Linked DNA regions of Mus musculus: region 2 is linked to region 1. Evidence: chromatin loops called from intact Hi-C (ENCODE). Cell type or tissue: left cerebral cortex. All regions are shown on one strand. Region 1 overlaps Glis3 (GLIS family zinc finger 3). Region 2 overlaps Glis3 (GLIS family zinc finger 3).

Region 1 (5,000 bases):
TCAACTCATGGCTCATTGTAAGTGTACTTAGAGTCTTGTCTGATTATTCTAACACGTTAATTTCACTTGGTCTGAATTCACAACTTGACGGTTGGGTCGATTTGGTTCTCTTAGACGTAGATTCTTTTGTGTTTTGGAAGTCTAGTTTGTGGGCTCCTTTGGAATGTGAGGGGTTTTTACTTGTTTTGTTTTGTCCTTTTATTTTTCTTCACTGACTAATACTTTTCTGGTTTTACAGTTGCTTTCCCCTGCCTCCCTAGGCCCAGCAGATAATTAAGTATTGTAACAGAGTTTAACATTTATTTCTGTGCTCTGGGCTGCTGATTGGAGGACTATGGTGTATTCTCAGAGCAGGCCGGCAACATGGCTGAATTTTTAGGGTCAGAGCTACTGATTCCTGGAGCCCCCCAGCCTCCTTCATTTCCTACAACTTCTGCTGTCTGGTGGGAATTAGTCCTAGGCATTAAGTAGCAAGATAAACTGCTTATCATGATGCAGTTTGGATTTTTGTCTCTCTTAGAAGTCCCAGTATGTTTATTGCTTTTGTTTGCTTCTGTTGTGAGTTAGTCTCCTCAGCTCCATTTGTGTTCCCTCCCTTTCCCCCTCCCCTTTTGCACCTCCCCCTCCTCTTCTCCATTCCCACTCTTCCCCTCCCTCCTGCCCACACCCTTCTTACTTCCTCCTACTCCTTTCCTAATCATTAATCAGTTAGAGTTTGTCTCTTCTGGAGACTAACAAAACTTGATTGGTTTTGTTTGTAAAATTAAACATTTAGATGTAAACTACTGGGTCGGGCCTGAGCAGCTGTCCCTTGAGGTTGGCTTACTTGGCCTGCCCACCCCACTTGCTCCCTTCCTCAGGAACTCTGAGAGGCTGTGGTATGCCTGTCCTTTCTTCTTTCTCTTGCAGGACTGCTTCAGAAATTAAGGGATTTATTTTCTTCCTGCTGTTACCTTGATTGGGCAGTATTCAGAATAAATTTCAAAGCTCCACCTTCAGTGTAAATGTCAGTATTATCTTAAGTTAAGGAGAATGATATTAAGAAATAAGTAAGTTTACAGAAATTATTCTCATGAACCAATATTCAAGAGACGTGACATTTGATATGATGTGTACTCAAGTATAAACTCCTTCTCAGCTCTCATGTATGTTGTTATTGAAATAGCTGAAAAGCTTCATCAGTTGTTAGAGCCTTTCCTTCTTCCTTATTCTTTTAAAATCAGAAATAATATTGTAATAAAAACTTTCTATGAAAGCTTTTAGAAAAGCAAATGTTAATATGGAAATGTTTTTATCTTTTTTCATATCTTAATAAATCTGAAGAGAATATATATGCTTCAGGGCACTTCGAAATGTACCTTGAGTACACATTAGGCTAGGGGTAGCATGCGCTCTGGAAGCTTCCAGGCCTCCTTTCCAGTCAGGTGATGACCCACACCACCTTCCTGCCTGCCCTTCCAGACAAGCTGTGTTCCTTGCCCAACCCTTTGTCTTTTGGTCTTGATAATTAGGCAGCATTAGAGCTGTTGACTTACTTTCTTTTCTTTTTCCTTTCCTTTCCTTTCCTTTCCTTTCCTTTCCTTTCCTTTCCTTTCCTTTCCTTTCCTTTCCTTTCCTTTCCTTTCCTTTCTTTCAGATATAGTACCTTCAAATCAGCTGTTATAGTAAAGATAGTACTAATTTTAAATTAATTTTATTATTTATTTATTTATACTTTTATTAGGTATTTTCCTCATTTACATTTCCAATGCTATTCCAAAAGTCCCCCATACCCTCCCACCCACTCCCACTTTAGTCCAGAAATATGGATGTGTTGTAACATTTCTGTATGGAGAGAAAGGGAGTTGAGTGAATTGAGTCTTGTAGTTTTCTCCAATGGTTGAGCCTTTGTCACTGGTGATGACTATACTATAGTTGATGGGTTTTGTTTTTTGTTTTTTGTTTTTTTTTTTGAGTAATTTCTTGCGTGTGTGTTCGTTCACATGTATGCACTCAACCATGTGTGTTTAAGTAAGTTCGAACTGAGAGCAACCTCCAGTGACTACCTCCTTTGAAACAGAGTCCCTCATTGGTCTGTAGGTCACCAGCTGGCCAAATTGGTCCAGCATCAAGTCCCAGGGGGTCCTCCTGTCTCTGTCTCTCCAGCACTGGAACTACGAACATAGGTTACTCTCTGGGCATTTTTATCTGGGTTCTGTAGATAGAAGCCAGGCCCTCTGGTGTGTGTGCTTTACCATGGATCGAGCTCTCTCCCAAGCTTCGTCCTCCCTCCCTCCCTCCCTCCCTTCCTCCCTCTGCCTTTTGCTCTCTTTCTGAGGTTAGAATGCTTACCGAGTAGCCCAGGCTAGTCTTGAACCCATAATCCTCCTTTCTTGGCTTCTTGCATGCTTTCTCTGAGAACTTCTATAGAGACATGAGTATCTTCCCTTTGTTCATAGACAGCAGTGCATTAGCACACACCACCCACAACACCATTTTGCACCCAACAATTGATTTCATAACTCATTCGCCACCAGTCCATGCAAAGCTGCCTCGTGTTTTTTTTTTTTTTCCACTTCAGTAAAGAAGTTAATTATTGCTAGGTTATAGTTATGAACAAATCATTATGCAAAAGTGGACAGGCTTCGTGACATGCTATGCTTGTTTTCTATCTGAGCACAGTTGGCTGTTGGTTGGTTCTCCCAGCAGGCAGAGTTTGAGCCTTCCTGTTGAGGAAGGTAACTGCAGTTTCAGGATGGTAGTTAGCCCTTCAGTTCTGTGTTTTCAACAATAGGTGGCACCAGTAATTTCTGTATTGGGGCTGTGTCGAGATAGAAAGCACGATCATTTTTCATTTCCTATCTTTGTATTCACAGATTATTAAGAGCGAAGATGTGCTTAGCCGTAAGCCTGGGGGCTGGCACCTGTATGCATACATCCAGAGCAGATTAAGAAACGCTTTGTAGGAAGATACCTGTGGCTCGAAGCTGCTTCGCTCTTCTCACCCCAGCCTGTGTTTGTAGCAGTCACTTAGTGAGCTAAGACATTTAGTTAGCACACACATATTCAGTGACGGTCAGTACAGCTAGCATGTACATGAAGTGTATCTTTTCAGGCATATCTCTTAGAGATGATTTTGTGGGAAATTTCATCTTGTGACGCGTCCATGGATTGACCGTTGCATGGGGCGCTGTGTATTCTTAGGACTTAGCCTGTCTAACTGGCATTCACTGGTTTTCAACTTGGTCTCTGTGCTAACCCGTTCTCCCTTGTGCTCCCTGTTGCGTGGGCCTAGACCTCCATGAACATTTAAAACACAGCTCTTCAGATAGAATCATTAGCCGCAGAGAGCAATCCTTTCCCTTTCTTCTCGTTGCCACCTGGAAATTCCCTCCACCAATTTCTAATTTGCCTTTCAGAATTCGCCTTCATTTCTGTGCCTCGCAATACAAGGCTTTGATTACTGCATAAGTAGGCGATTGTCCTGGCTGTTCTCCGTTTTGTTCTTTATCAGTATGGGGAGAATAATTCTTCAGCTTCAGAATTAAGAAACAAAAAACAAAAACCAAAAAATCTATAACATGTTGTCAACAAGCTCTCCTGGGTCAAACACACACACACACACACACACACAGAGCCTTAGGGATGGTGAGGTGGCAGATAGATTCATGTGCAAACATCTGATGTGACGTGACTCTGTATCCATCCCCAGGATCATGCAGATGTTGGAAACAGTGAGCAGAGCTCTACTGCTTTTGATTTGAACTGGATCAGCACAGCTTCTCTTGCTTGTTCCCTCCCGAAGGCAATTCGTACACACCTCCTTGGCTTTCACCCGGTGTCACGCCTTGAGTTGGTCTTGTGATTTTTCCTGTGGATTTCTGTCTTCACGGGGCCTTTGATCCTACAAGAGTCCCAGGTATCTCTGCTGTGTAGCATTGTGCTAAAACCTCTGATTCTTTCTTTGTGTGCCAAGTACCTGGCTCTTAGATTTAGTGACTCCTTCAAGTATCAAGCTAATTATTTAGTCGGTGGTCAGAATCTCAGGAACAGAACCAAACACCACAGCTGTGTACTGAATTGTGAGCATCTGAGTGTGTATGCGTGCTCAAGGGCACGCCCGAGTAGTGATCAGAGGACAACCTTGAGTGTTGGTCCTCATCTTCGACTTTGTTTGAGAGAGTTTCTCTGGTGGTTACTGCTTCTTAGCCGAGCATAGATGGTCTGCAGACCTCCAGTGACATCTCTGTCATGACACCGAGATGTCATATATTCATACTACTGCAGCCAGCTTTCCCATGGGGTCTTTGGATCTGAACTCAGGTCATTGGGCTTATGCATCACTTTAGCTTTGAGCTCACTGTGTAGCCAAAGCCAGCCTTGCACTCATGAGACCTCTCCTGCTTTAGCATCCCAAGGTCGAGGCTTACCAGCATTGGGCAACACATCTGGCCTTGTCTCACATTATACATTGTGTTACGGTAGTGGTGCAGCGGCACTTATTACAGGCCATGGAATCCTGGAGTTGTGGCGCTTGCGGTGTGAATGAGAAATACCCCTCACAGGCTTAAGTTTTTCTGTGTGGAGAGGTTTGGGAGGTGTGACCTTGCTGAAGGAAGACCCTCTCTGTGGTCAGGCTTTAAGAGTTTTACGACCTCACTGTAGATCCAATTCCTTCTGCTTGTGATGGAGAATGAGATCATTTAGCTTACTGTTCTGTCTGTCATGCCTGCTTGCGTCTATGCTTCTCCCAGTGATGGGCTTATCTGGCACAAAGCCTGAATAAGCCTTTCCTCCTGTAAATGGTCTTGCGTTGGGTATTTTATCACAGCAACAGTCTTGATACCCTGAGTAGTTCTTCTAATTTTTCGTTCAAGGTTATCATTTTAGATTTAACTTTTCAAAACTTTTGTAGCATAACATGACCTGGTTGATTCAGCCGTGCATTTCTGGAACTGAGGAAGGAAACCCACCCTAGTAAGGATTACCTAATTACCTAATTAACTAATAGAAGGTGGAAG
Region 2 (5,000 bases), 250 kb after region 1:
GAGCTCTATAAGGACGGACGTGCGGACATGTCAAATGAATGGAAAACCCAGTCAGACGTCGCAGAACCTGTAGAAAGAGTGCAGTTCCAGAAATGAGCAAAGGTTTGGGAAGAGCCTTTTTTTTTTTCCCTTGTGAGGTTTATTCATCCTCCATAGACACAAAAATAAGTCTTTCAAAGAACATGCATATTTGAGGCACTTGGCAGCATGCAGTCTCTGGCAACTTCTCCCTTATTTATACCACGTAATTATACTTGCCTTTATATGTGTGTCCTTTTCATTATTGAGTGGAACACGGTCTTTTGTCAAATTCCAGTTATTGATTAGCACTGGCAACTCTGAAATGTGGCTTTTTAGCCATCAATAAATCTATTTTTCCCCTTTCTGAAATTATAACAGATCTCGTTGGACATGTGGGGGAGAAAACAACTTAAAATTCACATCCAGATCTTGGCTGCCGGTTCAGGACGTTGCTACTCTCTGCGCCTTGCCAAGATTTTAGCTTTACTCCTCATTGAAAGTGCATGGCTTGGGAGGTGGGGTCGCCATTGCCTGAGAGAAAATGAAGTGACATCATTAGAATTCAGCTGCATCTGTGACTCCAAAGGCATGCCGCCTCGCCCCTCCCCCACCTTCCTAGTCTCCCCCCCCCCCCCCCCCTGTGCTGCTCCCCAGCTGTCCTGTGTTCTCCTCTCAGGAGAGAAGCAAGAAGCAAGCACAGAACCGCTCAGAGGCATGACATCAGTGGCCAACTGTCAGCTTACAGATTTGTTTGTATAAATGGGAGTAAACAGCTAAAGCCTGGGTCTTTCTCAAGCAGCCCAGACCCTGTGGCCAATTACTCACCAACAGTGTTAATTTCCATTAGAGAACTGGTAACCCTTTTAACAGGAAAGAAAATTAAGAATGCTTGGGGGAGAGTCCAGTGAAGCATGAGGGCAGACTCCCCTTCTTTACAAAAGTGACCGTTGTATTGAATCTGCCGTGTCACCAAGAGGAGAGTTGGTGCCCATTACTTTAGCCTTGGCTTCTAATATGTTTTGGAATAAAAAACTGAACACGCTTTGAGTGGTGCTGCTTTCTTCCGTGTTTATGTGAAGTGGCCTTGGGATTATAATTCATCTCTTTTTATTGGGGTAAGTTTCCTTAGTTCATATATCCTAAATGGAACCCTGGGCCTTGAAGGACTTAATGGAACTTTTTGTCATCTGGGAATGGCAGTCACCAAAGAGCTCCTTGTAGATAGGGGTCGTAATCCCCGACCCTGCTTTGTCTGCCTGTGCAGAGACTTGTGCGCAGGCTGCCTAAAACTGCCAACTCGAGCAAATGGTTGGGCAGTCTTCTCAGCATGAGTGAGCGCCCAAAGTGCGGTTTCGGAGTGGGATGCTGGTTCCTCGGAGCGACTTTCCTCCTTCCTTTTGAATGTTGGCAACCTTAACTTTGGAATATTTTTGCATTTACAATCAAGAAACTTTCAAAGAATGTTATTCTGACTGGCTTATTAAGGACTCATGATTTATGGCATGTTTAATTCCACCTGACTTCCATTGGGTGGTTGCATGGAGAGATGGTGTAATATATTCAGAGTTTGTCATAGTTGGAGAACAGCATATTTTTGTCACATATCAGGTTCAGTCCTGTATTCCAGGCGTTTATTCGTTTTACATGTTTATTTCTTCTGTAACAGCGGAATGATTGGTACATGGGCTTTGTGACCCTCGTCACTTAAGGGATACTGTTTCCACGTCTTCTGAGGGCAGAAGGCCACTATCAGCTCCACAGCAAGAGCAGAGCAGGTCCTGACGAGCCATTTACTTTCTTGAAATGCAAGAGTCTATTTAGGGTGATCCTTGTACTGCTGTCAGAGCAATGAGGGTCAGCAGTTGTGGTGACAAATTAGTTTTGACAAGCTTAATGACCCCCAAAAAGGAAAGTCTGCGGCTCTGATAGCAACTGGGGAATAATTGGTGAGCTCGGCCAAATGGGGAATGTGTTAGAATTTCCCAATTCTCTATGGCAGGCCAATTACACCATGCAGCAAAGAGGTGGAAGGTTGCCATCGCTTCTTCAGCCCTACAAAAGCATCAGCAGGCTATATTTCAATCAATTGAATTTGGTTTGGCGGGACATCGGGACACTGAAAGAAACAACTGGATCTTTCAAACTATGTTCCTATGAAAAACTTGGACAAAGAACAAAATGACAGTTCTGAGAGGCTCCAGTGGACAAGCGCTCAGCTCACTCTTGGCAGGTTTCATTGGCACACCAAGGGCTAGTTTTCCCTCATCATCCCAGGGTGGTAAATCCTACAGCCGAGTGCAGATCATTAGAGTGCGTGGTAAATAAATGATTATCAGCCGCTAACCCACCAAAACACAGTGCTTTCATGACTTTATCGTGGGCTGAGTGTCAGCATCACTGCAAGTCACATGCAATAAGCCAACGCCTGCCGCACAAAGGCTATTTCTAGTGTGTGGGTGTCAGCAGTGCAAGCATCCTCCGAGGACAGTTGAAGGAAGGATCTGCCCTCTGCTACCTTCTTAGTCTTGTGGATAGATGTAGTCATATCATATATGCTCAGTATTACTGATTTCCACATCATCTTCCCTTCATGTGGCTTTCTAGGCAGTGCTTCTCAGCCTCTCCGATGCTGTGACCCTTTAATACAGTTCCTCATGGGGTGGTAACCCCCCCCACCATAACATTATTTCATTACTACTTCATAACTGTAATTCTGCTACCACTAGGAATCATAATGTAAATATCTGATATGCAGGTTTTCTGACAAGTGACTCTCAAAGGGGTCACAACCCACAGGTTGAGAACCACTGTCCTAGTGGTTCTTATTTCAATTCCCACAAGGTCTGCGTGAGGAAGAGAGACTAGTCATGTCAGACTTGTTGGCACACTATGCAGAAAAGTTTTTTAATCTGAACATAGCACCCCCTAAAATGCAGAGGATCACCGGAAGACCCCCGGTGGGGTCTAATGCAGCAGGTGATCTTACATTCACATGTTTTTACCCTATGAAGTCAAAACACTTTTGTTCTTTTTTTTTTAGGGAAAGCAGCTATTCCATGGCTTCTGTTTGGTAAATCCCAATGTTCTTGCCTGTTGGAGTCATAAGTAAAATAGATTTGTATGATTGCAAACACTATTGTGTCTCAATGGCCAAGTTAAAAGAACTAGTAAACTACTAAAGATGGTAGAATATACAGTGTAGATTACTGGTTACCAACTTATGTTTTTGGAGGGCCAAACAGGGACTATGAGGGATTTTTCTCATGTGTTCAGACTGATACACACATTGAAATTTATAATTGTATCTGTAATAAGTTAAAACATTTCAAATCACAGGACCTGAAAACACAGTTGTGAAGCCATAGACAAATGTGTGGTTTGGAATGGAGTTGTTCATTGTATCACAGGAAGCCCATGGATAACGTTTTCTTCAGAGGGTCTCTGTAGTCTGATTTTAGTTTTATAGCTGTTTTACTACTTGTAAGCTGCAGTAACAAAATATACTAGACTGACTGGCTCCTAAACCACAGAAACCTATGTATTTCTCATGCTAAAGATTGGGGATATCAAGACCAAGCCAGCATGAGAGGGATGCTGCTGTTCAGTGCCTTCTTCCTGTTCTTCATGGAGACCCCTGTTAGGAGGGTGTTGCTTCCAATCATGACAGCAAAACTCTGCTGACCCCATAAACTTCTGAAGGTCACTGAAACTCTACCAATCAGTATAAGAATGTGAGAATGTCACATCTATTCAGAGCACAGTACAGGCCTTACTTACCCTTTGCTGGCTCACAACACAGAGGTTCATTAATACAGAGTAGGATCCAAGGCTCAGCTAGAGCCGCCTGCAGCCCAGTGCAGACCTCTGTCCCTGTAGCTCTTCACCATGGCTTACGGGGCTTTCTTGCAGCTTTCTCCTATGGTCTTGCTTTCCAGCCCTTAGACCTTGGTGATTCTTAGGTGTTATTTTTGTTGTTTTTGTTTCTTTGTTTCTTTGTGTTTTGTTTTGTTTGGCTAGCTTTCTTTTAGCACTGCCAGATAACAGAGTTTCTATTCATACTCTGACACTTACCTCCAGAGTTACCCCTTTTACGTGGTAACATCTCAGAATTGCGCAGTCATTTATTTTACTTTCCTTTACTTTATATCACTTTGTATTGAGTTCTTGGCATGCTTGCCTCCTTGTATCTAGGCTTCTTTAGGACAAGGACTCTATCCCAACTCATTAGCATTTGCTGAGATACCCACCATCCAGCCCAACTCTTGTTTGTTACGTGTTTGACCAAATGAAGCATCAGGCAAGATCTTGAACTCAAGAGAAGCCTGTTAGAAACTTTGGTGGTTTCCGAGTAGAGAAGGAGGAATGAGGGGCTTTGGGATTTCTCAGTCTTCCCCAGGTCCCAGCTCACACTGCTAGGCATCACGTGTAACCTCCCTTGAGGCTGCATGATGCCCTCCCTAATACAGGGGGCCCAAGTCATTCATAATTTTAATCAGGAAATTCTTGTGAATACATCAGATTCTATGACCTGGCATACAGTAGAGAGTTAGTAAAATGGCCCTTTCTCTTTGCCTTTTCTTCAGAATGCCTCCTTATTTACACATGGGCTGGGCACATAAACATTCACGAAGAGTCTCAACTGAACAGTTGTTCACTTCAGAGCTGGGCGGTTGTATGGCAGACATTTACCTCAGAACTATGTTTCCAGGGAGCTAAGAGGGTGTGTGGCAATATTGTGACACGATGGTGGAAGATCGGCAGTTGTGCTGCTGAGAGGACTGTGGCTTTCTGTTACCAGGGAGCTTTCAAAGATTTATGGGGAGATTCCAAAGATTTGCTCCACAGAATTTCCAATCCTGAAAGTCTGACTCATTAACTACCATAATCCCTTTGTTTGGGATCATTTTCCTCCCTCCCAAGAGGCTGCCTGATATGCACCATGGGTATTGCATGCAGAACAATCTGTAGTCTTGCGACAT

What was found. A loop is a pair of places that touch in the nucleus more often than their neighbours do. Peaks named below come from ENCODE experiments on the same cell type or tissue, not always from the same donor. Only the 100,000 strongest peaks of a DNase experiment are listed, where the experiment ranks them.
Region 2: a loop joins it to region 1, with 2.5 times the contacts of the local background. A loop is called at or near these places in 4 of 42 quality-filtered maps.

The regions. Positions count from the first base shown.
Region 1 is chr19:28,626,485-28,631,484 of GRCm38, reverse strand. The region is part of intron 2 of Glis3 (GLIS family zinc finger 3); the gene reads left to right. Among named protein-coding and RNA genes, the nearest start is that of D930032P07Rik, 49 kb to the left of the region's middle. In left cerebral cortex, a CTCF peak has its summit at 2,769 (motif pointing right); a DNase peak (open chromatin) is centred at 2,795; H3K4me3 peaks cover 213 bases.
Region 2 is chr19:28,377,979-28,382,978 of GRCm38, reverse strand. The region is part of intron 4 of Glis3 (GLIS family zinc finger 3); the gene reads left to right. Among named protein-coding and RNA genes, the nearest start is that of Gm35866, 16 kb to the right of the region's middle. In left cerebral cortex, no CTCF peak of the experiment used is centred here; DNase peaks (open chromatin) are centred at 253, 414, 1,371 and 2,042; H3K27ac peaks cover 814 bases.